Regions from separate parts of the Mus musculus genome. Here all the other regions are linked to region 1. Evidence: chromatin loops called from intact Hi-C (ENCODE). Cell type or tissue: left cerebral cortex. All regions are shown on one strand.

Region 1 (5,000 bases):
TCCGACTACCTCTGCCTCTCAAGCGCTGGGCTTAAAGGCGTGCGCCACCACGCCTGACCAGCAGGTCTTGATTTTAAATGAAACTCTATGGCTCTTTAGGGATTTATGAGTTGGGGAGCTTTCCAGCTTTGTGCTTTGATTCGGTGCATCAGGGAGCCACTGCCCACCAGCTCTAGGCCACCAACTAGATGTCACCAAAGCCTGAATTCGCAGTGTGCTGCAAGTTCATGTTACTAGAGATGCTGGAGGATTTTTCACCTTGATTCAAAATAGGTCAAAGATCATCACAGCTCAGGAGACTTCTGTCTGTTCAAGCAGGGGACACGGAGAGGGCAAAGCACGGTGTAATGGGAAAAGAAGCACAATAAATAATGAACTCTGTCCCCTGGAATGAAAATGGCAGCATTTGAAAACAGGGACAGTTGGAAGCATATTAAGTCCCATTTTCATTTTACCAGGAGTCCCACAGGGCAGGTGGAGTCACCTTACGCTGGACTTAGGTGTCGTCCGGCTTGGACAGGTCTATTATTACTCCAGGCATCATAGTATGTTTTATCAGCTATGGGAGCAGCCCTCGGTGGCATAGCTTCTGAACAGCAAAGGTCTATGTCTCAAGGACAGGAGTTCAAGGTGAAGGTACTAGCAGAATGGATGTCAGGTACAGACTTTCTGGTATACAGGAAATGCCTGCCTGCGCTGTTTTCACCTGGTGGGAGTGGCACAGGACCTGCCCTTTTATAAGGACACACATCTCTCATCACTTAGTAGTGATTTTCCCCCAAGTCCCGAGTGACTTCACATTCCTGTTGACGTCTCAACATAGGAACCCAAACATTCAGATCATAGCTCTTAAGACTTCTCTCCAAATGCAAACTGCTAAGTTACCCTAAGGAGAACAGAGCATAGATTTAAAGCAACAACTGTTTGCAAAAAGGGGGAGGTTGCTATTTTTTTTAATAGAAATGACAGTACCAATGGTCTAAACTAGTAGTTTTCAAAGATTTTTCTCAAAAGTCTGTGGTTAAAATGGAAAAGATGAGTTAGATGAACAGTTTTAAAATATGACCATGTATCAGAAAACTCCATGAGGCTTGTTAAATATACATACCTTGGTTTCAGTTTCAGGCATTCCAATTCATGATGCCTGAGATATGGAGTGGACGTCTAAGTTGGTAATCAAGTTCCATTGATGATACAAATGTACAAACTGATGGGGCTCAGCCCTGAATGCATATGAAAATTCTGAATAACTGAGAAGCCGACTAAGAGCTTGGACCAACTGAACCAGAAATTCTGGGTGGGTAGGTTCTGGTATCGAAAGAGCCCAACCTGGGACTCGTGCTTCTAAAGGCTGGGCACTCTGGAAGGTGTTATCATCTAAAGTGCCTATCAAAATGCCCAGTGCCCGGCCTCCATTAACAACATTCTGAATCAAGATCTCTTTGTATGAAGGCCCAGGAATGTGCGCCCTAGAAAAGCCCGCCAGTGATCAATCAGGTGCAGTCAATTTTGAGAATTGCAGTTCTAGATTAATAATTCTCAACTTCGGTTGCTCACTGGGGTCATGTGGGGTTACTTTTAAAATGCTGATAGTCTGGCCCCTGGCTGACTAGCTGGAATGTTATGTGGCCTTCTGGTCATTTCTTAAAGTTCTCCAATAACACGTAGAGAGTGGGAAATGCTATTGCCCAAGCCTGTAGCATCAGCATTGTGTCCTGGAAACTTGTAGAAATGCAGATTCCTAGGCTATGCCCTAGGACAGAGTCCCTGGACAAGAAAGCCAGCGATCTATGTCTTAACGAGCCCTTGAGGGCTTTCTGGTTCTCACTGAGTTGAGAACCAGGGGATTCAGCCTTGCTCATTAGCACTAATCAATTAGAAAGGATTAATGGATCCCATTAGCTTGTTGACACTTTGAGTCAAGGGGTTAGCCCAGGCAATTTCAGTGGAATTGCTGAAGGAAATATGGTGACATCCAAGAGAGGCCATGAGAACAAGGCCAGTCTCAGGTTGTGTGGCGTGTATGCATGAGAAAATGAAGAGCTCTGAGGCCCACCACACATGCATAGCCTCTTCCTGCACTCAAAGTTATGTTCTATCCGAAAAGAGCCCCCAAACTCTCATTAATTAGGAGCTTTTGACAGCACTTCACTTAGTTTATGGAAAGCACAATACTAGTGACTACTTGTGATGTCCTGTTAAAACTCATCTTCCTGCGCCAGACACCAATAGATTTTGCTTCTTTGGGTCTGGGCTGGGCAGCGGTGGAATAGCATTTTAAATGAGTCCGCATGCTACTGAGAGTTAAGTGGTGGGCAAAGGAATCAGAAACGAAACAAACCCCCATGGCTTTATGGGCTTGATGCCTCAAGCTTTGTGGGGAAAACTTGGAAGACCTTCAGATTTCAGCCCACTTTAGCTGCAGAGGTTGAAGGTCCTCCATCAGTATGTGAGTATCAAGCTCTGGCCACGCGCAAAGTCACTTGACTGCGGCTCAGCCTTTCTATCCCGGTTCTAAAGCCTGGATTTGATGCCAGGGAAAAACATTTTTTGTCTTAGGCTTTTTGTTGTCCCCTTGTCGCATTGTTGTCTGGCTTTGAGACTTCTCTTGGGGAATTTTGCTATAACGAATAGTCCAATTTACTTCACCTGCGTGGCAAATTATAAGGCTATTAGAAACACCAGGGTCTTTTCCTGACCGAAGTCTAAAACGCTACACATATTTGGCCTCTAGGGGGCGCTAGCCTTCAGGAAAACAAGGCTGTTTATGTAACAGATTGGCAGTTTAAGCGGCTGTATAAATGTCATTCTTTAAAAATAAAGAAGAAATCTCAGCTAACTCAAACAGGAGCAAATTAAAAAGTAGAGCGAAACATCTATTTCACGAGCACAATTCACCCGCTGTCTCTGGTACTTCAAATTGATACCTTTTCTCCAAATGATAACTGGCACCCTCCCACCGGCTTTAGCTACGCTATGACAAAACAACCGATCAATCCACTCACTTCAGTGAAGAAGAAAAATCCAGTCAGTTAGAAGGGGCTTCGTGTGACTCATACACCTGGAGACAGAATGATTTCTAAGCTATCAACTATAAAAGCCAAGCAACTAAGCCATGACTGAGGGGTTGAGTTTATCCCCAAAACATATTTAGGAAGTTTTGTATTGAGACCTTCCACTGTTTTAAACGGGAATCTCTATGTGAACGCACTAGGAGGGTCCTTGAAATACCAATTTTCAACAGTCTTAAGGGGTATCTATAACACATAGAGCCTTCTTGTCCTGAGGGCTTTGCGGCCAGTCTGAGATCTCAATGTTAGCATCAAGATGGAATCACACAGGGTGCTTTGGAAAATCCCCAGGCTCAGGCACAACCCAGAGCAATTAAGTAAGGATCTCCAGAGATGGACACCTGGATGCTGGGTTCTGAGCCTTCACTGTTGTTGTCTAAAGTACCTTCAGTAGTATACAAGTAAGGTGGTTTGTTTTGTTTTGTTTTGTTTTGTTTTAACACAAGGTCTCTCTGTGTAGCCCTTGCTTTCCTGGAACTCACTGTGTAGAGCAGGCTGGGCTTCAACTCACAGAGATCCACCTGCCTCTGCCTCCCAAATTCTGGGGGTCAAAAGATATACAGTATGAAACTGTATGGCTCCTGCCTTAAAGCAAGGTTTTATACAGCGGGTGACTCTCTCTCTGCTTGCAGTTCTCCCCCACCCCCACCCCGAGGCTCGGGCCGTGTTCTCTGAGACTGAGGGCAGAAAATCAAGCCCAGTTCTCACACTGCCTTTCATCAGCTCTTCCTCCTCAATGTCTGCTCCAATCACCATGCTGACTAACTCCTAATGGGCCCACCCTGTATCTTACTTGCTTCGTTTATGGACTTTGCCTGAAACCCAACAATGGCCACATGCAGATCACAAGCATGGAGATTTTCTTCATAGACACAAACAAATCAATATGGAAGTTACCTCACAAACTACACCATTACTAGTTTGAAGACTAATCCCATGGCAGAGTACTTGTCTAGGTCTTAGTTACTTCTATTACTGTGATGAAACATGTGACCAAAGCAATTTATAAAAAGAAAGCATTTACTATAGGGGCTCATGGTTCCAGAGGGTTAGAGCCCATGGCGGTCATGGAGGGAAACATGGCAACAGAGAGGCAGGCATGGCTCTGGAGAAGTAGCTGAGGGATTTCTTCCTGTCCACAGGCACTAGGCAGAGAGAAAGCTAACTGTGAACTAGGCGTGGACAGATGTCAAAGGCCATCTCCAGTGATACACCTCATCCAAGGCCTCACCTCCTAATGCTTCACGAACACTGTCGCTGGCTGGGGACCAAGCTTTGAAATATATGAACGCATGGGGAGCCATTCTCATTCAAATCACCACACCCCTAATGTTTAAGGCCCCAGCTTCTGTCCTCAGCACTACAAGGAAAGAAAACAGGTCTACGGAGAAAGCTCTGGTATCGAGCCAAGTTTAGGGACACAAATGAGTTCATTACCTCTCACAGAAATCAGTTCGGACCTCCTGGCAAATATGGCTTACCCAAGGTCAGTCAGTCAGGAGAGCAGAAGAGATAGATTAGAGTCGGGTGTTATAACCCATGAAAAGAGGTAGCACGGAGCATAGCCATTTTTGGTTGTTGTGGTTGTTGTTGTTTCAAAAAATAATTTTAAAAAAAGACAGAGAGAAACTTAGGTGTCAACTTGACAAACAAGCCCCCCCCCCCATTCTTCCTTCCTTATTTCTGCCAGGTATGTTGCCACAGCAACAAGAAAATTGACTGATGCAATGTCCCTTGCTCTCTCCCTAGTTGGATATTAGGGAAATAGCAAAGCTCCCAGGAAAGTTGCGCCTGGGTTCCAGCTCCCTAAGAAGCACACAGTCAACCGGATTTGTTGTTTGGGGCAAGTCTTTGCATCTCAGTTGGGTTTCCTGATCTTTCTCTCTTCCTTCCTTCCTTCCTTCCTTCCTTCCTTCCTTCCTTCCTTCC
Region 2 (5,000 bases), 1.3 Mb after region 1:
AAATCAAATGTTGGAAACATGCCACAGTAAGAGCTCAGTGAATTGTTGTTGGGGCATTAGTGTATGTATGTAATTGAAGAATAGCATATCTTTATCTAGCACTTCAGCTATGTTTCCTGAATCTAGCAATCTTGCCTCTAGATATATTCTCCTTAGAGAATGTCAGCATAAACATATCAGAAGACAAGCAGAAGAATCAACTGAACAACACACTCATTATAGGGAAAAAAAAAAAACCCAGGAAAATTAAGGTCTGAAATAAAATTGATAAATGGATTGTGGAAATTTTACTTAATAACATTCCATGCAGGAAAAAAAATCAATAAAAAGTAGCTGTAAAGAACAACGTGGGTGCTTTTAAAATGTTTGACATAAGGTAGAGACAAAATTATTCCTTATGATTTCATTTTTATAAAGATGTATGTTATAAAGCAAACAGCTGGCCTGGAGTTGGGGCTGGAGCTGGAGCTGGGGCTCAGTGGTCCAGCATTTGTTTAGTGGCCAGAGTTTCACACTCTGACTAGCAAAGGCTAAGGTGTTCTCCTGGGGATGATGCACATTTATGTGTAGAAGAAAAGAAAGGGGGAGAGCTGAGCATAGTGGCGCACGCCTTTAATCCCAGCACTTGGGAGGCAGAGGCAGGCAGGTTTCTGAGTTTGAGGACAGCCTGGTCTACAAAGGGAGTTGCAGGACAGCCAGGGCTACACAGAGAAACCCTGTCTCGAAAAACAAAACAGAAAGAAAGAAAGAAAGAAAGAAAGGAAGGAAGGAAGGAAGGAAGGAAGGAAGAAAGAAAAGAAAAGAAAAGAAAAGAAAAGAAAAGAAAAGAAAAGAAAAGAAAAGAAAAGAAAAGAAAAGAAAAGAAAAGAAAAGAAAAGAAAAGAGGAAACACTAAGTGTAAACTGGAGCAATGGGAGCTGTAGACACATGGAGACACTGGAGGCTCAGAGAACATTGCCCTTCTTGCTGTGGACACTAGTTTCCCAGGTCGCTTCACACAGTCTTTTAAACTACAGTAAAATGTAGATGTATAAGCCCAGGTGTGGTGACTTATGAGTATAAACTCAGCACTCAGAAAGATGAGGCAGGAAGATTTTTGCTACTAGCCCAAGTCTAGTCCATCACACAGTGTGTTCTAGTCCCTAAGCTACAGTGTGAGACAGTCCTCTCATCTCAGACACACACACACACACACACACACTATATATGTATATATAGTGTGTGTGTGTGTATATGTATACATATATATATAATATTATGTATAATATTTTCCAAATAAAAATTAAAAGGTTAAAAAACCCCTAGACATTATAAACATAAAAGACCAAAAATCCATGACATACCCGAGGCAACTTGAAAAATGACCTCTTTATTCTCCAAGCAATTTTGCACAGTACTTTTGAACAGGTTGGTTCCTGTTTCTGTTAGTAGACTGAAAGATTTGTCATTCTCGGATGCTTGTGGGCAGCAGTGGCAGATCAGCGACTATGCATGCAAAGAGTGCTGGATTTCACAGAAAATACTCAGCTTCTCTCAACTCTTCCATATTCTGTGTGAAGATGCATGAAGATGCTCAGGACAACGTTGTTCAAAACAACCCCACCCTGGGAAAGGTGTCCGTCAGGGTAAAGTTGATATTGTACTATGTTATGGCTTTGGTTAGCCACAAAATAGAAGCTACATGTAACAATCTGTTTTAATCTATTCTCATACCCAGATGTTGAACAGAACAGGACAGATAGAAAACGTCTTAATGTTGCGGGGCCCATTGCTTAAAAAACTAAATATATGTTTAAAAAAAAAAAACTATTGTGTTGGGAGATTCATACTTATAGCTCAAAAATCTGGGGGATGGGGGCAGAAAATGATAGGGTTCCAATGGGAACAAGTCAATATCCTCCAGAGTAACTGAAATAGACACTGTAGGATCCTTAGTAAGCAGTGTATTGGTCTCTGGAGTCATTAAGTTTCTCAAAAATGAAGGAACTTTTACAAGCACACAGTAACCCTTTGCTTTCGCTTTTCCTTTTTATATATGCTATGTCAGCCTTACAAGAAGTAAATTAATATCAGGATAAGTAATAGCTCATTAAACCAAATAATTTTAGATTTACAGCCATGCCTCTTATGTATCTGTTTAAATCCATATCCAGACTTAGATCAATTTCACAATATACTCTTATGTATACACAATATACTTCCTATATGCATCCCTCATCCTTATCATATTTTCTATACTTCTTCCAGTGATGCAGTTTGTATCTACTTTAAAACTACTGTGTTTGAACCAGAGTACAGCTTTGCTCCTTGTCTACCTGGCCCTGAGGGGCTGTCACCTTTTACATTATAGATGCTAAACCTCTCTGTTCAGGGTACTCTAAAGATGCCCACACTGGTACCCCAGTTCTCCTTAACCCATTTAATGCAAACAAATCCAAATGCCAGTGTGAGTCTGAAGACTGGCTGGTTGTAGGAAGGATAGGTAGGTATCTTAAAAGCAGGTAAGACACGAATGACCTGGGCCTGTTATTTTTAAGATGCTCACACTTGCCTAGCTTGTGTTAGGGCTGCATCTCTCCATGCTTGCGGGAGCATGCCTTCTGTGAGGTCCTAGGATAGCTTTCCAATCAATGATGGATGGTGTTGCTATGTGAGACCAATCCAGTAAGCTGCAGATGATAGAAAATGCAGTTACTCTGCTGGGCTTGTCCCTGTGGTTGCTTGCTAGTGCCCCCTGCTGGCATTGGTGTCCAGGCTAACACTTTTCAGGAGTGTTGCCAGCGATTGTTGTGTGATTCTCCCACACATGTGTCCCAGTGAAGCCGTACCTTAACCGTGCAGACCTCAGGGCATGAAAATAAAATGATTAGCATATGTACCCTGTGCATAATAATAAACTAGACACTTTAGTAAAATAAAATGGCTTTTAAAGGACTTGTATTTGTGCTAAGGAAAGTGAATTGTTATATCAAACCCCATGTAACTGACCCATGGTGCTTTTATGTTCACAGTATCAATGAAAGGCAATAGTTAAAACGATTGTAAACGTGAAATTCAAGAGTTGCCAGCACCCCTATTCCAGTCCAATCTGTTAATTCCTTTATCCAGTATTAACTGAACATTTACTACATACCGGAGCCTATGACAGGCAATGACTGTCCCCAGTGATACTGGGGCGACACAGACAATAGTAAGGTAAGTACTCAAATTTAGGATGAGATTAAGAGCCCTGAATAAGATAAAGCGGGGTAGGAGATGGCGAGTTGGGAGCGCCTGGACGTTAAGGAGATGTTTTAAGTAGAATGATGTAGGGATTCAAAGGACTTTTCTGTTTCTCTAACTACTGGAATGAACTGGCTTTTGGCAACTAGAGCATCCTTCCTGGGATTTGGGTGACATTAACTTTGACTTTGGGTGAAGCAATGAAGGGGAAAGCAAAGAAGACCCAGGAAGCAGCTTGGCTAGTGTATTGTTTTCTCAAATAACTTAAGGAAGGAAGATGGGAAGGAGGGAAGAAGAAATGAATAAAAAGCTGCTCAGGATTTGAGGGTGTAGCCCATCACGCAGGAAAGCCATGGTGGCAGGGGTTTGAGGGAGCTGGTTGCATGTGATCCACAGTCCGGAGGCACGGGAAGATGAGTATTTGACTCATTTTCTGTTTCATTACCTATGTCGAGGACTCCACCCCACCAAATGATGCCATCCACATATAGAGTAGGTCTTCCAATATTAACCTGTTTTAGAAAAAAAAAATCCCAGAATTGGGAACAAAACACCCATGGAAGGAGTTACAGAGACAAAGTTTGGAGCTGAGACAAAAGGATGAACCATCTAGAGACTGCCATATCCAGGGATCCATCCCATTATCAGCCTCCAAACGTTGACACCATTGCATACACTAGCAAGATTTTGCTGAAAGGACCCTGATATAGCTGTCTCTTGTGAAACTATGCTGGGGCCTAGCAAACACAGAAGTGGATGCTCACAGTCAGCTAGTGGATGGATCACAGGGCCCCCAATGGAGGAGCTAGAGAAAGTACCCAAGGAGCTAAAGGGAACTGCAACCCTATATGTGGAACAACATTATGAACTAACCAGTACCCCGGAGCTCTTAACTCTAGCTGCATATGTATCAAAAGATGGCCTAGTCAGCCATCACTGGAAAGAGAGGCCCATTGGTCATGCAAAGTTTATATGCCCCAGTACAGGGTAACACCAGGGCCAAAAAGTGGGAGTGGGTGGGTGGGGGAGTGGGGGGAGGGTAGGGGAGTGGGAGGGAGGGTATGGGGGACTTTTGGGATAGCATTGGAAATGTAAATGAGGAAAATACCTAATAAAAATATTTTTAAAAAAAGAAGAAAAAGAAAAAAAAATCCAGCACACATGCCAGAGGTTGCCCTTCAAGGTGATTCTAGATCTCGTCAATCAATATTAACCACACAGCTAACAAAGAAGATAGGAGAGACTCTAAGATAAGATGGATGTCCTAGTGCCTTGGAGACATCGCAAGAAGTAGGAGAGGGGAGATGGGACTGTCAGGAAGATGGCCAAGGGCAGGGCACTGCAGGAAGAAGATGTGCCAGATCCCTGAGCCCAACTCATCCCCACTGCGCCAGATCCCTGAACCCAACTCAAGGAAGTTCCTGCACTCAGGCGACAAAATCTATGTTAGGCAGATGAAATTAGAAGAGAAGCCACTCCAATAGCTCCGCTGGTGTTGACTAATGAGTCCAACAACCCTCAGAGCCAGCACAGGTTCCGAGGGCTCCAGCCTGACACGGAGTCACCCAGCTCTGTCCACTCATGGACAGAAACTAGAATAGAGGTGTGGGCGACGGGAGTGAAGTGTTGGCACAGCTCACCCTTTGCCTTCTTAGAATAAAATCTAAATAGTTTGATGCTGCCCAGGCTGAAGCACCCCTACTGTGTGTGAGTGGTAGAGCCCCAGCTGCCAGAGAGAAAACTGCCCCGGCTGGCTGTCAGCTTTTGTGCTGAAGTTG
Region 3 (5,000 bases), 180 kb after region 1:
ACATATGAGGGTTCTAACACAGGAGCACACTCTCCATGCTATAGTCTGTTATCAATCCTATTTCTTAAGGTATCTCTCAGCTCCCAACAGTTTCAGGCTTTTGAACAGTCCAGGTCTCCACAGTGGCCCAGGTCTTCTGGACCAACTGAACAGATTGGCCCCTTGAGCACTGCTTCCTCCTCGGCTTTGTGCTGGAGAAACCTACTACAGGCACCTGCTCCCCTTTGTTGGTTTCCATGACTGTATCCCGCTACTTCTTCTTCATCATGTGTCTTTTCTTCCTTTATTGTTTTAGCTGATTAATTTCCATAGGATTAGTATGTTATTCTTGAGTGGCTCCCTATGGAGGAGGAGCCCCTAAAAATTCAGTCTCCTCCCCCCCCCCCCCGGCAACAAACGTACTTTATATGTCATTGCTTTCTCTGAGAGATTTATTAGGTACTTTGTAAGAGCTATAAGAAACCTTGTAATAAAAAAGATGTAACCTTTGTATTATTGAGGTGTTTTGAAGTCATTTGACCATGGGCATCTCTAGAAGCTTTCCCACTTAAGTGATGCACCTTTGGAGAGCCTGAAGAACTTTGAGAAATATCTCTAGGTTAATCTCCTTCAGGGAATTATCTATAACGTAGTAACTTCTGCTTTGAACTCCCGTCTATATAATTTAGCTTCATATTCAGTCCTGCACAGTGCATTAACCTTATCTGATGGCTCCTAGGTGAGTCTGTTTGATGTCTGCAGATTGTCAGCTCTGTGATGACAGGCTGCTGTGCCCAGTGTTTCTTATCTCCCATGGGTTGTGTGCAGTTCTGAGCACTTGCTAATGCCTCCATTCTGATTACTAGACTTTGGCATTTCTAGCCAACCTCTCCGTAACTCGTAGTGACGTACTGCGTACACTCGTATACAGTCACTTCATGGTCAGTGCTGTGGTTTCAGCAGGGAGGCATTGCAGATGTTCAAATACTCCACGGTAAGCCTAGGATGTCTGCTATGTAGGAGCTCATTGTTTTCAGTCCTTAGAAGGGCCGTGAGTGAACGCACAGTGGGGCTGGTGACCTGGTCCTGGAGCCACACTGGTTTTTCATGGGGCCCCTTGGAGAAAAAAGCCTGTTTATATCCATTTCAGGTAAAAGTCATGCACTTTCCTGACTTCTCTCAGATACCTCATGCTTAGCCCATTGGAGAGAAAAGAAAGGAGCCGCCAACATGATACAGCGCCTTGCCCCAAGCTATGTACTGCATTATGGATAGGCACCCATGTTTCATTGTATGACGGGAGTTTGTGGGATAAAGGTAGGTTTATTTCAGCATTTGCTTTGAGACTTTATTAAAATAGCTATAGTCTCATGGTTTCTCTTAAGAACAGATGGGGGCAATGTATGATAAATCATATTGCTTTTAGAATTAGAACATGCATATTCATGTTTGCAGAACTTAGACATGTGGAAGGATACACATTTGGCTGTTCAAGTTGCATGTCTTAAAAGAACACTGCTGCAACTGGGCAGACGTGAAAATACCATGGTTTTTATGTGCTTCTGCGTTATTTGACTTTAATGCTTATTATTTTAAACTTGAAATGTAAGTAAATGTGATGCCGACAAGATGTCCCTAACACAATGTAGGCAATGCTCTGATACATGCTAAGTTAATAAATCCAAGGCCTAAGAATACATGTGTTATAATCCTAAACATAGTTTGGAACCTGTGGGGGGGGGTTGTGGCACTGTATAGACCATTTCTTCCTTATCAGAATATTCTCTTGTATTGGTGGAGAATAGGTTGTAAGGGCAGAGTTTTGAGTAAGGCCCAGTGATCTTCATGTCTGGGCCCCAGAATCAGGCTGTCTTGCCCTCTCTGTCTGGGACCATCTTACGGCCACATACCTACCTGGTAAGGCTTGCCTTCTGTGGACACCTCTGTCTTTCTGGTTTTATCCCTAGAAAAACCAAGAAAAGCAAGAACAGTTTCTTGAGCCATTCTTTCCTACTTAGTCTTGGTCCTACCTTAGAGAAAGACTGGGCAGTTCCTTTCTTAGAAAATGAGGGGTTAGCAAGAGGTGCGGGTACCTTTTGGGGGCACATAAATAATCACTTCTGCCCTTGTGGTTCAATTTGTATTAGAGATTGTTCTGTAGCACAGGGAATATGGCCATAGCACAAACCCTTATCTGCAGTGCTTTCGAGCCACCTTGTAGAACTGTATCTGTTGCATCCCTAAGAGGGTAGGAGAGGATAGCCACCTCTTCCCAGGCAAACTCAAAACATTTCCCGTAGCAGCTGAGACTTGCTTGCTGTTGAAAGGGGTCTTTTATATTAGGGCCGAAAGAGATAGTTCAGTGGTTAAGGGCACTGGCTACTCTTCCAGAAGACCTGGGTTCTGATTCTAAGCACATGCATGCTGGCTAACAACCAACTGTGGTTCAGTTCCAGGGGATTGGAGCCCTCTTCTGGCATCTGTGGGCACTGCAAGCATGTGAGGGAAACTAACTTACATGCAGACGAAGCATCCATTATTTAAAAAACAAAACCCAGAAAGCTTTTAAAAGGAGTTCTTTTTTATATTTGGTTCCTTTCTGTATTGATTTAAGGAAGCCATGCCTGAGTTAGAGTCCCCAGAGGGAAGGAGAGCACTAACTCTCATAGGTTGTCTTCTGATTTCCACACGAGCACATGGCATGTACACCTACTCACATGCATATGGCTGCACACACGCATACAGCTGCACACACGCACACACAATGAATGAATGGATGAATACGTAAGTAAATAAATACATGCTGGAGATAACACTTCTGACTTTTTTCTTCCAGACTTTTGAAAAGATTTTGTTTTTAAAAAATCTGATCTGGGGGATTTTTAAACTTTGCTTTATTATTTCTATACTCTTGTTTTGTTGTAAAATGCACTTGAGGTAGTTCACTTGTGATTGGCCTCCTAGTCTGAGATAGTCAGATCCTTTCCTAAGCAGTGAGCTGAGAGGATGGATGGGAGAGATGTGTAAAGGCTGGCTATCCAGGGAGGGATTGGTACACTGTGCGGGTGAGTGTGTCTGTGTGTGTGTGTGTGTTGTCTGTGTGTGTGTATGAGTGTGTGTGTGTCTGTGTGTGTATGAGTGTGTGTGTGTGTCTGTGTGTGTGTATGAGTGTATGTGTGTGTGTGTTGTCTGTGTGTGTGTGTGTGAGTGTGTGTATGAGTGTGTGTGTGTCTGTGTGTGTATGCATGTGTGTGTTGTCTGTGTGTGTATGAGTGTGTGTGTGTCTGTGTGTGTATGAGTGTGTGTGTGTCTGTGTGAGTGTGTGTGTGTGTTTGCGTGTCTGTCTCCCATGCACTGTGGGCTGTGAGTACTCAAGGGAAAATTAAGTCTAGAAATAGTATAAAATGGTACTGGAGATATGTCTGTCTGTCTGTCCGTCATCCCTTCCTCTCTCCCTCCTTCCCTCCCTTCCTTTTTCTTTCTTATCGAAGAACATTTTTATTCAGCATCCTGGCCTTGCTTTTCATCTTCACCCTGTCACTCGCACAACTCCATGCCCCTTCTCTCTCTAAAACACAAAACAAACAAGAAGCACACACAAGTCCCCTCCCCAAAGAAAACCCCCACAAAGCCCGGAAACCAGAAAGCCTAAAAAAATCGTATAGAATCTGTTTTGGGTTGGCCAGCTATTCCTGGGCCTGGGGCCCGCCCTGAAGTGTGGTTATTTTGCCCAGTGAGATACCCACTGCAGGAAACTCAACTTTTCCTTTTCAGGTGGGCACTGACAACACATAGCTTCTGGCTAGGGGTGGGAGCCCAACAGGAAGGGGGCTTCTTTAATAACCCTTAGCTGATCTGTGGAGTGTGTGTTTATTTGTGTCTTATGGACAAGAGTGAATATAGAGATCAGAAGACAACTTGGGGTGTTGTTTGGTCACACTCCATCAATCATCATCATCATTATTTTGATAAAGGGCAGCTGGCTGGTCTGGACATTTCTAATACGTTACAGTGGCTGCCCAGACAGCCCTGGGGATCTGCTTGCCTTTTACATGCTCAGTTCTGGAAGCACAGTGGGGTGTGGCAGTTTCCACCTGGGGTCTAGAGACTGAACTTGGGGCCTTGTGTTTGCAAGGCAGGCAACTCACCACTGAGCTATCTTTCAGCTCCTAATTCAGTTAACTTTCTCAAAGCATTTAGTCAGTGCCACACACTAAATATATCACACGTATTAGCTCTTTCAGCCCTCTTAACAGCTGTACAGTTCTGCTGGCATTAAACTCCTTTTAGAATCGGGAAGCCGAGACAGACAGAGACACGGAATTCTTAAGTAATGTGGGGAGATTATAAAGCTAGTGGGTGGTGGGGCGGGATGTAAATGTGTGCTCTTGACTCTGCTGACTTTAGCCTCTCCCTTCTTCCTTTTGTCTTTCAACTTTTCCATCACCCTTCAGTGCTCAGGTATCCAATGATTTACTAAACGATTCTTGAGAACCCCCCCCCATGGCTCAGAATCTTTCTTTATATGACATGATCCTGGATTAGAAAGCTCTACATGTATTATTGGTAATGTAATGAGTAATTGGTAATGAGCATCGTATTTTCTTCACTAGTATTGCACCCTTGCTGAATGCCTTGAAAATTTAAGATCATACATTTAGGAATTAAAAATATCAAATCTACGACTTATTCTGAATGCCCTAAAATTGATAAGAACAAACTCTTCAGTTCGTATGTTAGGTGAAGAAATGAGAAAATCTGGATTATTTTCATCTATCTCTAGCCTTTTCTTTAGGTCTTCAATGTTACAGAGTAAGATGCTGCACAGAGAACCCAGATGCTTAAATGTGCTGTGTATTATTTGTATGTTGTTATAAACGTGGTGGTTGTCATTAGAACAATCCCATGCTTTAGGTAACACAACTGTTTATATCTTTGAAGAAGTTACTAGGGCAGAGACTATTGGCTATTGTCCCCATAGCCAATTAGGACAGGGGGCAGGATGTGAATTTATGTTACTA
Region 4 (5,000 bases), 330 kb after region 1:
TGAGCAGGGTATATATCTGCTGTTTTGATGGGCTCTCAAAATTACTAAGCTGTGCCGGGTGCCAAAAGGAATTCAATAAATCCTTTCTTTTCTTCCCAAGCAGGTCTCATTAGTCTTCTTAATAATAGCACTAGTGGATATCAACTTACTTCTCCAAAATAAATTAACTGTGTCCATTAGGGTTGTAATTATAGCATCAGATATGAGTTTATTCTGCTACAATGAGATAGCAGCCCTGGTAGAGAGCCTAAGGCTCTTCTCTCTGTCCTTATGTTTGAAACACGGCTCCGTGTGTAAAATGGGGGGCCTGACATGGGTGGGAACAAGCGATCGAGCCAGGGCTTTTGTGATTTGAACTGACAATCTCTCACCACTTGAACTGCTGAGCATACGGTATCACGGGGTGTGAGTGCTGCAGCTAGTAAGCGAGAACTGGTCAGCAGCCTGCAGTTCAGAGCCTACTAAACAAGCTCACAGGCTCAGAGTAGGAGAACATGACAGAAGGCTGCATTATCTGAAAATTTAGCTAATTTTTTTTCCCTAACTAGCAGGAGCCATCTGTCATGGTTATTCCGATCTGAGGACTAAATTGAAAGTAAGGCATTGCTGGGCAATTAGACAAGTTCTCTCAGAATATTTCCATACCTCCCTCTCGTCACAGGAGAGTTGGTTGTTTGGGCCTTTATTTATTTATTTTTTTAATTTCAGAATATGCTTTTGTATTTTGCTGACTTGTTTTTATTTTTCTGGAAAGTGTCTGTCCTCCATGCCATATAGAAAAACTTTCTTAGGTTTTTGGTAGAAGAGAATGGAGTGAGACGTAATTAAAGGGGTGTGTGGTATTTGGAATTTCTTCTGTTCCTCTGGATCTTTCTGTCTGACCATGCAATTCTAGTCCTTCTTGGAGTCAAACTCAAATGAGTCCAGGAGAGATTTCCACAGAGGCTATTAGAAGGGAGTAAGAGCAGAGCCCTTTCTTCTCCATGTTTATCAGGGGGCTCTCGACTGACCAGAACAAGAACAGATCTTGGGCAGAGGACAGCGCTGCACTAGCTCTGCCTACCTCAGTTCCCCTCGAACTACCTCATTTCCACTTTCTCTTCCAGTTTGGAAGTAAAGCCTTGTCTGTGATTTTTGTATCATGTGGAATAGCACAACTTTCGGGACGCAGACCTCTGGGTTCATACAAAGTTTGGAAAGATATTTCCAGAATTCAAATACGTGGCATAGATAACCTCCCCCCCCCAACTCCCACCCCACCCCCCCCCCCCGCCATCTCCTGCCTTCAGTATTAAAAGGAAAGGAAAGAATTAAGTGTTGCTGGGAAGGCAACCAAGTGTCATTTCCCTTTAAATAGTGTGAAGCATATGGGGGCAGGATTGCATTCGTCACAGAGTGTCAAAATATTTTTTTTAAGGAACCCAAATCTTCTAGAGATGGTTCCAAATGTGCCTAGTTTCCCTGAGCAGTGAACAGCACGACCTTTACATTAGCCGATATATTTATAAATACACATATGGCCTGTCAAGACCTGATTGGCTCTTGAGCTGATGAGGCGGCGGCAGCATTATGGTGTTTCAGCTACATGGTGTTTTATATACATGTCTATGTGAGTAATTTACCTTAGCGGTTTGCACTTACCATCACCTAATATAGCTGTGTGTCGTTGACAGGTGCAATTTTTTAATGAGGGCTGTGGAAGTGGTTTTAAGTCTGATTTTTGGTGGGGCCCTTATATAGTAATATATAGCTTTATCTCTCCCCCCTCCCCCCAAAATGAGTCTATTGAGGTTATTTCAAGATGGACAATAATCAGTGACATTAAAAAAAAAAGAGTTAAATGTGTTGATTTACATGAGTACAGGTAAAACTTCAAGCATTGTGAATTCTAGTTTATTTTAGGCATCTTATTGGAAAGTTTAAGAAATAGTCGGTTGGCCTGGCATGGTGGCACATACCTTTAATTCCAGCACTCAGGAAACAGAGGCAGGCAGATCTCTGTGAGTTTGAAGTCAGCCTGGTGTACAAATCCATTTCCAGGACTGCTAGGGCACAGAGAAACCTTGTCTCAAACAAACAAACAAACAAACAGAGAAGAAGGAGGAGGAAGTTACTTAAGAAAGAGACAGCTAGGTGGTACCTAAATAATCCACACAGATGTCCGTGTGGCTTTCGGAAGGAGTTCTAGAAAGTCAGTTGCCAGCACTCCTCCCCTAAGAGTTTACACATAGAGCAGAATGGGCTCCAGAGAATTAGGCCCCAGCTTCTGTGTAAGAGCTGTTTTTCAGATGATTGGAACAGGAATTTTTCCATCTTTAGCACTCTAGTGCCCTCTCTGGATGGATATCTCAAATCCTCAGTCCTTGCGCCTGTCCCTGCTCCTGAGCCCTGTGCCTTCTGGGCCTCTTATTTGTTGGGTACTGTCCCCTGCTCTCCAGAGGAGAGTCTCTTTTGGCTGCTCCTTCAGAGCAGGGCTTATCTTTATCAGCCCAGAAGGTTTCATAGAGCTGGAGTCACCAAGGTTTCTATCCCCCAAAAGAGAGATATTCCTCTGTATTCAGAATATAAGATTATGATATTTAATGCCCCCTTTGAAAATGCTCTGTAGCCTCGGGAGTACTTAATCTCCCACGTCACACTGAGAATTTCCGATTCTAGAAGCTTCACTCTCATCACATTCTGCCCATCCTCCAGCTGTATCACCTCTGTCTCTCTTTCCAGGTTCTGCAGTCATTTTAATGTCAGCATTTCTGGAGCCCCTTGAGCCTGACGGTCAATTCCCCTTTCTCTGACTAAGTACATTAAAAGACGATAAAAACAATAAAATTACATGAGTTGAGGACAAGCTTTTGTATTTCAGTTCATTTCTTTTTCAGTGCCACAGACACAGTGCGATCGGAGTCTTTAGCATTTTCAAGATATGCACGTACGTACACTGTTAATTTCACTGTAATACCTACCCCACATCACCGCCTTTGCCTCTGCATTTGGGCGTGATTGTTGTTTTTTCTGAGTGTGCAAAGGATATTAATGGACTTAGAAACTAAAATAGCCACCTGTATATGTGTATAGGATATAATTTACCCTTCACTCCAACTCAACTGCATTAAAATTACTAAGAAATTGATTGGAGGTACCTTGTGGACCCCATTTCTTTATGAGTATGGATGAGAGCCTCTAGCAGCTGACATCTGAAGAAGGACATTCCTGGGCTTCAAAGGTACAAAACTCTGATTCTGTTCCCAGAGCTTAGTTAAGAATGGCGGGGCAACATCACAGGAAGCCGTACTCTGTTCTTTCATAGAATTTGTCATTTTCAGTAGAATCCATTGACTGGTTTATTGGCATCCAATTTCCTGACCTGCCAATGTATGTAATTCATAAAAATTTCATGTTGGAAAGATGGGGGGAGGTGTAAATCCAGAACTTTTACTCTGTTCTCATGTGTGGCAGGAAGGTCTCAGAGAGCTTTACACATCTCACTTGCAAAATAAAGTAGAAATGAGTGAGAATTTGTACCATATGTCCACTTATTTTTCGAACTTAGAGGAATCGAGTGATTTGAGCTCATAAATTGTTGATCGTGTAAGAATTTCCTCTTCAGAAATTTCATGCAGGCCTGTGAGACTGATGATTGGCTACAATGAAAATGGTGTTTAACTTTCAGTAACTCGGGTAGTCATTATTTTTACAAAAGTCAAGTATTTGAAAATTTCATATCTTTCTATCTTTATGTATGTGACTTGAAATGATGAATAGTTTTCAAATTCACCCTCTATAACTCTTAGTCTTGTAGAGAATACTTTAGCACCTCACATGTCACATCAGTCAAAAATCAGTCAGTGTTTTCCTAAAGACAGGAGAGTCTAAGGCGAGCCACCAAATTTTCTTCCCTCTGAGAAGGGGGAGTATCAGCTACATGCCATGGTGCCATAGTATGACCGTGGTGGGGACCATAAGCCCCTTTCTTCCCCATCCCTCCCTTTCAAACCTTGTTTATTCTACTTAGAGGACCAAGATTGTATAGCAAGGTGAATTTAGGCGGTTTATACCTTGGAACCTACTTTGAAACTCATAGTTAATTTTGGGTAATAATTTGTGTTGCCCTCATCTCTTCCCCCATTCCAGTGGCTAGCCTGTCATAAGACATTCACTTGGCAAATAGAAGCTTATAACAAACTGAAGCGTGCTGTCTGGCTTGAGGACTTTGTACTGTTGAGGTGACCTCTGTTTCTGCTCCCACAAATACCTTCACTGTTCCACACTGGGAGCAGGCTTCTGTCCCTCAGCACTGAGCGCCACTGGTCAGTGGAGACTATCCTGTGTACAAAGGATGTTTAGCAGCGTGCCTGCCTGGCACCAGCTGCTCAGAGGAAGTCCTTCTACCTCCAGTACACAGTCATGCTCAATCTAAAACGTCTCCAGTCTCTGATGAAGTCTCTTTAGGGGCAAAGTCACCTTGGTTTAGAGTTATAGTTAAAATATGGCAAACTGATACTCTTTCATTGCAGAATATTACAAGGGAATTACGTTGAATTACGTTGAATTCTTAGGCTGGAAACAAGTTCTCCCCAAATCATAGATTTGTTTGCCTAAATGAAATAGAATGGGAGTTTATTATAAATAAAACCAATCAACCAACCAAAATTGCCTTCTCACAATAGAAAGCCTGTAAGATTAAATTAACTTGGAATTTTTCTTTCTAGCATTAGAAAATTCTCCTTCTGAGTATTTAATACTAACTCTCAACAGTATTGGTAAAATAACAAGGGCCCCGTCCACTCTTCTGTGGTAACGCCTGAGTTAACCAGGAGGGTCTATGCCTAGTAGCAGTGGCTGTTCGATTATGCAGCCCTGTGAACCACCTGTAATAATTGTTTCCCAATTACCTTCATGCCAGCCTTTTGCATTTAGGTGGAGATGAAAACTGAAATAAAATTCCGACTTCCTGGTTCTGTGTGAATGCTGGGCATATTATTCATTTGCAATACAAAGCAGCT
Region 5 (5,000 bases), 350 kb after region 1:
CCCCATGAGTCCAGAGCCCGCTCCGGCTTCACAGTAAGGTCACGTGTTTTGGTGAAGACATCCAACATGGTCTCCCCTGTATTCTTGGAGCTGAGCAGCCCAACACAGGCCTACTCTTAAGTGCCCCTACCTGTAGGTGTTAAAGTTGGGGTTGAGGAGGAAGCTGTCATACAGTTCAGTAATTAACGTTCCTCCTCATCTGATCTCGATGTGAGAGGAGAGGGACCCATGATGCAGAGAGCAGCCTTGAAGGTGAGAACTCCTCTTGGCTGAGACCCAGAACATCCTCAGCTTTCTCTGGTCACTCAGACTTCACAGGGCTACAGCATTTACGCCCATGTAGGAACAAGGAGCCCCCAGTAGCAGAGAAGTCCTGGGGGCAACAATCCTCTTACCCCCAGCATTTTCTCACTGTAAGTTCATTTATGTTTTCCTGAGCTCTATAAGGACGGACGTGCGGACATGTCAAATGAATGGAAAACCCAGTCAGACGTCGCAGAACCTGTAGAAAGAGTGCAGTTCCAGAAATGAGCAAAGGTTTGGGAAGAGCCTTTTTTTTTTTCCCTTGTGAGGTTTATTCATCCTCCATAGACACAAAAATAAGTCTTTCAAAGAACATGCATATTTGAGGCACTTGGCAGCATGCAGTCTCTGGCAACTTCTCCCTTATTTATACCACGTAATTATACTTGCCTTTATATGTGTGTCCTTTTCATTATTGAGTGGAACACGGTCTTTTGTCAAATTCCAGTTATTGATTAGCACTGGCAACTCTGAAATGTGGCTTTTTAGCCATCAATAAATCTATTTTTCCCCTTTCTGAAATTATAACAGATCTCGTTGGACATGTGGGGGAGAAAACAACTTAAAATTCACATCCAGATCTTGGCTGCCGGTTCAGGACGTTGCTACTCTCTGCGCCTTGCCAAGATTTTAGCTTTACTCCTCATTGAAAGTGCATGGCTTGGGAGGTGGGGTCGCCATTGCCTGAGAGAAAATGAAGTGACATCATTAGAATTCAGCTGCATCTGTGACTCCAAAGGCATGCCGCCTCGCCCCTCCCCCACCTTCCTAGTCTCCCCCCCCCCCCCCCCCTGTGCTGCTCCCCAGCTGTCCTGTGTTCTCCTCTCAGGAGAGAAGCAAGAAGCAAGCACAGAACCGCTCAGAGGCATGACATCAGTGGCCAACTGTCAGCTTACAGATTTGTTTGTATAAATGGGAGTAAACAGCTAAAGCCTGGGTCTTTCTCAAGCAGCCCAGACCCTGTGGCCAATTACTCACCAACAGTGTTAATTTCCATTAGAGAACTGGTAACCCTTTTAACAGGAAAGAAAATTAAGAATGCTTGGGGGAGAGTCCAGTGAAGCATGAGGGCAGACTCCCCTTCTTTACAAAAGTGACCGTTGTATTGAATCTGCCGTGTCACCAAGAGGAGAGTTGGTGCCCATTACTTTAGCCTTGGCTTCTAATATGTTTTGGAATAAAAAACTGAACACGCTTTGAGTGGTGCTGCTTTCTTCCGTGTTTATGTGAAGTGGCCTTGGGATTATAATTCATCTCTTTTTATTGGGGTAAGTTTCCTTAGTTCATATATCCTAAATGGAACCCTGGGCCTTGAAGGACTTAATGGAACTTTTTGTCATCTGGGAATGGCAGTCACCAAAGAGCTCCTTGTAGATAGGGGTCGTAATCCCCGACCCTGCTTTGTCTGCCTGTGCAGAGACTTGTGCGCAGGCTGCCTAAAACTGCCAACTCGAGCAAATGGTTGGGCAGTCTTCTCAGCATGAGTGAGCGCCCAAAGTGCGGTTTCGGAGTGGGATGCTGGTTCCTCGGAGCGACTTTCCTCCTTCCTTTTGAATGTTGGCAACCTTAACTTTGGAATATTTTTGCATTTACAATCAAGAAACTTTCAAAGAATGTTATTCTGACTGGCTTATTAAGGACTCATGATTTATGGCATGTTTAATTCCACCTGACTTCCATTGGGTGGTTGCATGGAGAGATGGTGTAATATATTCAGAGTTTGTCATAGTTGGAGAACAGCATATTTTTGTCACATATCAGGTTCAGTCCTGTATTCCAGGCGTTTATTCGTTTTACATGTTTATTTCTTCTGTAACAGCGGAATGATTGGTACATGGGCTTTGTGACCCTCGTCACTTAAGGGATACTGTTTCCACGTCTTCTGAGGGCAGAAGGCCACTATCAGCTCCACAGCAAGAGCAGAGCAGGTCCTGACGAGCCATTTACTTTCTTGAAATGCAAGAGTCTATTTAGGGTGATCCTTGTACTGCTGTCAGAGCAATGAGGGTCAGCAGTTGTGGTGACAAATTAGTTTTGACAAGCTTAATGACCCCCAAAAAGGAAAGTCTGCGGCTCTGATAGCAACTGGGGAATAATTGGTGAGCTCGGCCAAATGGGGAATGTGTTAGAATTTCCCAATTCTCTATGGCAGGCCAATTACACCATGCAGCAAAGAGGTGGAAGGTTGCCATCGCTTCTTCAGCCCTACAAAAGCATCAGCAGGCTATATTTCAATCAATTGAATTTGGTTTGGCGGGACATCGGGACACTGAAAGAAACAACTGGATCTTTCAAACTATGTTCCTATGAAAAACTTGGACAAAGAACAAAATGACAGTTCTGAGAGGCTCCAGTGGACAAGCGCTCAGCTCACTCTTGGCAGGTTTCATTGGCACACCAAGGGCTAGTTTTCCCTCATCATCCCAGGGTGGTAAATCCTACAGCCGAGTGCAGATCATTAGAGTGCGTGGTAAATAAATGATTATCAGCCGCTAACCCACCAAAACACAGTGCTTTCATGACTTTATCGTGGGCTGAGTGTCAGCATCACTGCAAGTCACATGCAATAAGCCAACGCCTGCCGCACAAAGGCTATTTCTAGTGTGTGGGTGTCAGCAGTGCAAGCATCCTCCGAGGACAGTTGAAGGAAGGATCTGCCCTCTGCTACCTTCTTAGTCTTGTGGATAGATGTAGTCATATCATATATGCTCAGTATTACTGATTTCCACATCATCTTCCCTTCATGTGGCTTTCTAGGCAGTGCTTCTCAGCCTCTCCGATGCTGTGACCCTTTAATACAGTTCCTCATGGGGTGGTAACCCCCCCCACCATAACATTATTTCATTACTACTTCATAACTGTAATTCTGCTACCACTAGGAATCATAATGTAAATATCTGATATGCAGGTTTTCTGACAAGTGACTCTCAAAGGGGTCACAACCCACAGGTTGAGAACCACTGTCCTAGTGGTTCTTATTTCAATTCCCACAAGGTCTGCGTGAGGAAGAGAGACTAGTCATGTCAGACTTGTTGGCACACTATGCAGAAAAGTTTTTTAATCTGAACATAGCACCCCCTAAAATGCAGAGGATCACCGGAAGACCCCCGGTGGGGTCTAATGCAGCAGGTGATCTTACATTCACATGTTTTTACCCTATGAAGTCAAAACACTTTTGTTCTTTTTTTTTTAGGGAAAGCAGCTATTCCATGGCTTCTGTTTGGTAAATCCCAATGTTCTTGCCTGTTGGAGTCATAAGTAAAATAGATTTGTATGATTGCAAACACTATTGTGTCTCAATGGCCAAGTTAAAAGAACTAGTAAACTACTAAAGATGGTAGAATATACAGTGTAGATTACTGGTTACCAACTTATGTTTTTGGAGGGCCAAACAGGGACTATGAGGGATTTTTCTCATGTGTTCAGACTGATACACACATTGAAATTTATAATTGTATCTGTAATAAGTTAAAACATTTCAAATCACAGGACCTGAAAACACAGTTGTGAAGCCATAGACAAATGTGTGGTTTGGAATGGAGTTGTTCATTGTATCACAGGAAGCCCATGGATAACGTTTTCTTCAGAGGGTCTCTGTAGTCTGATTTTAGTTTTATAGCTGTTTTACTACTTGTAAGCTGCAGTAACAAAATATACTAGACTGACTGGCTCCTAAACCACAGAAACCTATGTATTTCTCATGCTAAAGATTGGGGATATCAAGACCAAGCCAGCATGAGAGGGATGCTGCTGTTCAGTGCCTTCTTCCTGTTCTTCATGGAGACCCCTGTTAGGAGGGTGTTGCTTCCAATCATGACAGCAAAACTCTGCTGACCCCATAAACTTCTGAAGGTCACTGAAACTCTACCAATCAGTATAAGAATGTGAGAATGTCACATCTATTCAGAGCACAGTACAGGCCTTACTTACCCTTTGCTGGCTCACAACACAGAGGTTCATTAATACAGAGTAGGATCCAAGGCTCAGCTAGAGCCGCCTGCAGCCCAGTGCAGACCTCTGTCCCTGTAGCTCTTCACCATGGCTTACGGGGCTTTCTTGCAGCTTTCTCCTATGGTCTTGCTTTCCAGCCCTTAGACCTTGGTGATTCTTAGGTGTTATTTTTGTTGTTTTTGTTTCTTTGTTTCTTTGTGTTTTGTTTTGTTTGGCTAGCTTTCTTTTAGCACTGCCAGATAACAGAGTTTCTATTCATACTCTGACACTTACCTCCAGAGTTACCCCTTTTACGTGGTAACATCTCAGAATTGCGCAGTCATTTATTTTACTTTCCTTTACTTTATATCACTTTGTATTGAGTTCTTGGCATGCTTGCCTCCTTGTATCTAGGCTTCTTTAGGACAAGGACTCTATCCCAACTCATTAGCATTTGCTGAGATACCCACCATCCAGCCCAACTCTTGTTTGTTACGTGTTTGACCAAATGAAGCATCAGGCAAGATCTTGAACTCAAGAGAAGCCTGTTAGAAACTTTGGTGGTTTCCGAGTAGAGAAGGAGGAATGAGGGGCTTTGGGATTTCTCAGTCTTCCCCAGGTCCCAGCTCACACTGCTAGGCATCACGTGTAACCTCCCTTGAGGCTGCATGATGCCCTCCCTAATACAGGGGGCCCAAGTCATTCATAATTTTAATCAGGAAATTCTTGTGAATACATCAGATTCTATGACCTGGCATACAGTAGAG
Region 6 (5,000 bases), 560 kb after region 1:
GCACTGTCTCCAGCTGCTTATATAGAAAGAGCTCTGGACAGCTCCAGGCGTTCTTATCTCTTTTACAGATATCTGCCTCCTTTTGGTTCTGGGATTTAATCCTCTCTTGATCACTATCTTACCCTTCAGCCATTCTGATCCCCATTGACAGTGTAAATGTCACTTTGAAATAACTGTCCGTGCTATTTAGCTGGAGGAGGCTTACGCAGGAGGTGCTGTCACATGAGTTGGCGTTGGGCTATGTGATTTCCATTAAACAGAAGAAGGTCAGTGGGTAAGTCCTGCCTCGTTCATCTTTTGAGAAATCTTTCATACCAGGAGAAAATAAAAAGCAACCAATCTTGTCTTGCGTCTCCCCGCTCACTTTTTTCCAGGATTGTAAAATCCACATTACAGCCTGAGGTTAAGGGGCCAGGTAACAGCTTAAGAGTTAAGTGCTGTTGCCACTGTGGCCGTTGCTTCATTTGCTTGGATGTTTGTTCTGCCCTAGGGCTGAGTGGAGATTTCCAAAGCTTCTGGACCTCACTGCATCTAGCCACCCCCATCTTCTATTGGTTTCACAATCCTTCCCCAAATAACAAACTTGAGCAAACCTTCTCCTGTGGACACACCCACACACTCATGTGTTCTGTCGTTTTACAGCATCGATGACAAAACTGTCAAGCGGGAATGGGCATCTCGGTGCCTGGCTTTCTGCAGAGGACTGCAAGCTAAATGCATCAATTGCATGGTTAGTTCTACTCAACTTTCTTTCCATTCTGTGTCTCGCTTTAATACAACATAGCCTCAGATTGTAAGGTTTTTTTCCATCTCATTTGAGAAGAGGATTAAGTGTACAGGCCATTTTTGCCTGCAACCGACTTAAAGAACTTACCTTGTGTTCAGAAAGCATGGCATGAAGGGACTGAGTTATATTTTGGAAGTCACTGTCAACTGTTACATGCTAAAACCAGGTAATTTGAGTGTTCCAATATTGCATCTTAAGTGTAGTGTAAAGGAATACAGATAAACACCCCCATTTCCATACTGCGGTTGCCCTTCGTCCTTCAGGGAAGGAGGAGGGTCTGGGTCCTTAGGAGCTGTGCAGCCCTGGGAAGCATCTAGAAGAATCTCTTCCTCGTGGTTGAAGGACATTTCACCTTTGAGCTTTCCGGAGTTGTAATTTAGTCTGTTCAGAGGAGTGGATAAGAAAGAATCAAACTGCCCACAATAGGCCCATTCTCGACACATTCAGGAGGTACTTTAAGGAAAGCCGAGGTTAAGCACTTTATACTGCTCGAAGGGCAATGTTCCCTCCAGACACAACCGGCATCACCAAGACCTATGAGACCTTGCCCTTCAGGTCAGTTCCAAAGATCATCATTGAAAACATGTTCTCCATTCTTTACTATTTAATGGGGCCAACCTGGGCAAATAATGTTGGCCTGTTCTCCCATGGGCCTGCTCAGACCTCAGATCCCAGGCCCCGAGGGAGTGATTGAAATCTTAAGAGATGGAGTCACAACTCACTTGCAGTCTGGAAAACAATAGCGAAACCAGCCTTTTGCTTCCTAACTTTGAAACATGCTAACTGATTTTTTTAAATTAAAAATAAATAAATAATAAATAATTGAAAATCGAATTTGATGGCATGTTGTCTCTGTGACGAACAAGTTGGTTTAGTTATAAGAGGTATTTCCATTCATGTGTCTAGTGGATGTGCTACCTGTAATGTGTTGGTAAAGATCTAGAGAGAACAATAATTGAATGCTCTGTAATAGGGGTGAGGGGGGCTGGAGTGCTGGCAGGAGCGGGGGTGAGCAGTAATATGTATGTCCCTGTGAGCAATGCTGAGCCATTCCGGAGTTCTTAAGTACACAGTGTACATGTGTCAACAAGTAGACAAAGAAAAACCCAGACCTTTGATGACCCCTGGTGAATAAACTTAGCACTGCATTGCGGCGATGCAGCCGGAGCCACGGGTTTCAGCTCAGTAGCCCCTGCCTGCTTCTGCTCTCCAGAAACCAGAGGGTATTTTCCCTGAGTGCCTGCTTCATTTGTACTGCAGACTGCATTACTTACAGACTTCAGGCATCTGTATCCCTCTAAACAAACCTCACTTCGGTGCTCTCTGTCAGTGGAGATGAAACGTGTGTGTGTGCGCGCGCACTCTTTCCTATGTGCTCGGTAGTGACTTCTCAGCATGCGCGGTGTTATTTATAGGATGCGAGAGAACTCAGTGGCCTCCCTACAGCCAGATTTCTCAGTCGCTTTCACATTACATGTGTGTCTGTTGTTGTTCGGAGGGAGTCGTGAACAGTCAGTCATCCTTGTTCAGTAACCCAAATTAAAGTTAGGATTTGGATGTGGCCTCTTGTCTGTTCCTCCCAAGTGCCAGCTGAAAGAGCTCTTTCTTTTTTCTGCAGTTACGTCTTGTTTTTTTTTTTTTTCTAAACAGCTATATGTGACCAGCGTGGGGTTACTTGTGAGCCAAAAAACAGTCTGCATTTTGTCAGCTTGCAGGAGATGAAGTTTGTTACCCGAAGGAGGGTGGAAGGAGAATGCGTGCATTTTCACTGTATGCTCCAGGCATCCAATTAGACAAGGGATGACGCCCAAATGCTTATTTGTCACCCAGAATGACATTTACCTGGTGGCTTAAAATGGAGTGTAGAACTCCCCGTTTATACACTATCTTAGCTGTTGCTGTCCACCATAATTACCGGTGTTTATGGTTTTGAATCTAGGATTAGAATTTTTTTTTTTCGGGATAGCATTCTCGGTGTAGTGCCTCCACTTAGATGAATTTAGATGAGCTTTTAAAACTCTCTCTCTATTCTCATTGTTGCGCTGATGGACCTTTTTTGTTCTGTCTTTCTTTCCTCCATTTTAATTACCACAAACGAAAGAATGCTTTGCTCGCGAATAAAACTAGCTTAACTTTTAAAAATCAAAACAAACAAACAAACAAACAAAAACCCCACAACGCTCCCGAGACTAGAATAAGCACGGGCTGACACAGAAGGGGGCTCTCATTTTCTTGTCTGATTTTCAGCAGAGCTGGGAAAAGTTGCTTTCACCCAGGTGAGATCCAGGAAGCTGCAGCCTGAGATTTTAGCCAACCTGACAGGGGTTCATGAGTTCAAAGACTGAGTCGTTGAAGTTGCCTTCTTCAGTCCCCATAGCACCCAAAGCCTAGAACTAGGCGGGCAATGGTTCCAATACAGAATAGCCGAGCATGCACCTGTCGCGTTCTGGTCCAGACTGCGGTCATCCCTGTCTCTGCCTCCCTCAAGCATGTTGAACAGGTGCATCTTGGTTGAGGCCATTGTCCCTAGAGTAAATGGTTGGGGAGGCAGCAAGGAGATGAGGAAGGGAAATAATGAAACAGTGAGAAGAATTTGAGAAGTGACCCACTTTGAAACTAATCTGCGTGATCATTAACCTTTGTTTTTGCAATTAGCCAATCGGTTTTGATTTTAATTTATAGACTCTATCTGTGTTTACCACTTCATCGTGTTTTAGTGGCAAGTGTCTATATAGAGCACCGTCTTTCAAAAGCTTGTCATGATATTACTGTTGCCCAAACATTTCTATTGTTTTCTGTGTAGCTGAAGGACAAATTCCTAAGGCTCTCTGCCATACCATTTTCAAGTATTTCTAGAAGCGTTGCATTTTAAAACCTTTATGTCGTGCTTGAAGTCCTCTCATCTCTCACATGTATGTAAAGTATGTATCTCGACTGAGAAAATTTAACATTAAAACATCTCTCCCTTTATAATGCTAGCTGCTCACTGGGGCAGAAGAGTAGCTTTGCACAAAGGATTGGAAGTTGTCTCCAAATTGCTTTCAAACTCAAAGTCACAATGCTATGAAGCCACTAAGAGTTATAAGACACTCTCCACCATCTTAGACTCAAAGGATCTTCTTTCAAAGATGAGCTGGGCCTGCCTGCATCCTTATCATCAGATCAAGGGCTTCCTGCCAATGCTGAGCCCTTCAGCGTGATGGGAAGCAGTGGAGTTGAATGGGGGAAAGCTGTAGGAACCTGAAATGTTGACTTCCAGCAACTTCTCTCCCCTTCTAGCTATTTTGAGCAGATCCCAGGGAACCTAAGGACAACGGTGTCTTCAGTCATCTCCGAGTGTGACCTTAAGCTCCTCAGTCCTGTTGTATGGTAGCGATTAAGTTGGCCGTAGCTCAAGAGTGTGACCTAGAGCTAAGGGAAGAGCTCATGACAATGTCCAACCAGGAGCATCGTCATAGAGATAAACATCCAGCCTCAGGTACAAGCAGGATTCAGCAGCCATGCACACCCTAACCCTAACCCTTACTGGCTGAAGCCTAGAAACTATAGACACAGGATTCTCAGTCCTCTCCTTTGTCTAAACAAGTCTTTGAAGACCTTGGGCACTTGGTGACTGTGGGGGTGGGTGGGGTGAGGTGAGGTGGAAGAACAGTTATATAGCAAATGCCTGATCCTACATTTGCCCCTTAAAAGGCCAGGTTTCGGTTTAAATAATTATTTTTTTTTAAATTATTGCAAGTAGCAGCACGGCTTGGTGCATTCCTTCTTTATAACTGTGCTAAGGAAAATGAATAATTCACCTAATAGTTTAAACAAGAGGCACTGCCCAAGTTGAATAGGAGAAAACCAAAACGAAGCCCTTGGCCTTAAGAGTGTGATGCACACATGTGATTACGTCATTTCCGACAGTTCGCCCTTCCTCGGAGGATTGCATGAGAACCACAGGGTCTGGAAGGAGGCTGCCTGTTCTAATGACTCGCCTCTCACTGTCCCTTCCTCTCCAGGGACAGGTTGCTGCATGGCAGTGTTTGCTAATGATGGGAGTTGTTCTGTGAGTAGCCTGGAGCCTGGTTTGCAGAAGTTGGGTTTAACCATGGATACCATTGAGTAGAAGGAATTGATCTACACCAGGGCCTGAGACTCAAAAGTAATTTACAAATGTAAATGCTATTCAGCTGTCTAGAGAAACGAGTTATATAATTCAACAAGTAAC

Evidence for each region. A loop is a pair of places that touch in the nucleus more often than their neighbours do. Peaks named below come from ENCODE experiments on the same cell type or tissue, not always from the same donor. Only the 100,000 strongest peaks of a DNase experiment are listed, where the experiment ranks them.
Region 2: a loop joins it to region 1, with 4 times the contacts of the local background. A loop is called at or near these places in 6 of 42 quality-filtered maps.
Region 3: a loop joins it to region 1, with 2.1 times the contacts of the local background. A loop is called at or near these places in 19 of 42 quality-filtered maps.
Region 4: a loop joins it to region 1, with 2.2 times the contacts of the local background. A loop is called at or near these places in 3 of 42 quality-filtered maps.
Region 5: a loop joins it to region 1, with 2.0 times the contacts of the local background. A loop is called at or near these places in 2 of 42 quality-filtered maps.
Region 6: a loop joins it to region 1, with 16 times the contacts of the local background. A loop is called at or near these places in 24 of 42 quality-filtered maps.

Annotation. Positions count from the first base shown.
Region 1 is chr19:28,724,127-28,729,126 of GRCm38, reverse strand. No RefSeq gene overlaps it. Among named protein-coding and RNA genes, the nearest start is that of Gm35922, 33 kb to the left of the region's middle. In left cerebral cortex, a CTCF peak has its summit at 2,725 (motif pointing right); a DNase peak (open chromatin) is centred at 2,771; H3K4me3 peaks cover 677 bases; H3K27ac peaks cover 900 bases.
Region 2 is chr19:27,448,386-27,453,385 of GRCm38, reverse strand. No RefSeq gene overlaps it. Among named protein-coding and RNA genes, the nearest start is that of C030016D13Rik, 21 kb to the right of the region's middle. In left cerebral cortex, a CTCF peak has its summit at 2,758 (motif pointing left); a DNase peak (open chromatin) is centred at 2,729.
Region 3 is chr19:28,544,586-28,549,585 of GRCm38, reverse strand. The region is part of intron 2 of Glis3 (GLIS family zinc finger 3); the gene reads left to right. Among named protein-coding and RNA genes, the nearest start is that of D930032P07Rik, 130 kb to the left of the region's middle. In left cerebral cortex, a CTCF peak has its summit at 2,452 (motif pointing left); no DNase peak of the experiment used is centred here.
Region 4 is chr19:28,390,370-28,395,369 of GRCm38, reverse strand. All of the region lies in intron 4 of Glis3 (GLIS family zinc finger 3), which reads left to right. Among named protein-coding and RNA genes, the nearest start is that of Gm35866, 29 kb to the right of the region's middle. In left cerebral cortex, a CTCF peak has its summit at 2,325; a DNase peak (open chromatin) is centred at 2,325.
Region 5 is chr19:28,378,414-28,383,413 of GRCm38, reverse strand. All of the region lies in intron 4 of Glis3 (GLIS family zinc finger 3), which reads left to right. Among named protein-coding and RNA genes, the nearest start is that of Gm35866, 17 kb to the right of the region's middle. In left cerebral cortex, no CTCF peak of the experiment used is centred here; DNase peaks (open chromatin) are centred at 688, 849, 1,806 and 2,477; H3K27ac peaks cover 990 bases.
Region 6 is chr19:28,163,141-28,168,140 of GRCm38, reverse strand. No RefSeq gene overlaps it. Among named protein-coding and RNA genes, the nearest start is that of Rfx3, 150 kb to the right of the region's middle. In left cerebral cortex, a CTCF peak has its summit at 1,928; a DNase peak (open chromatin) is centred at 2,021; H3K4me3 peaks cover 910 bases; H3K27ac peaks cover 546 bases.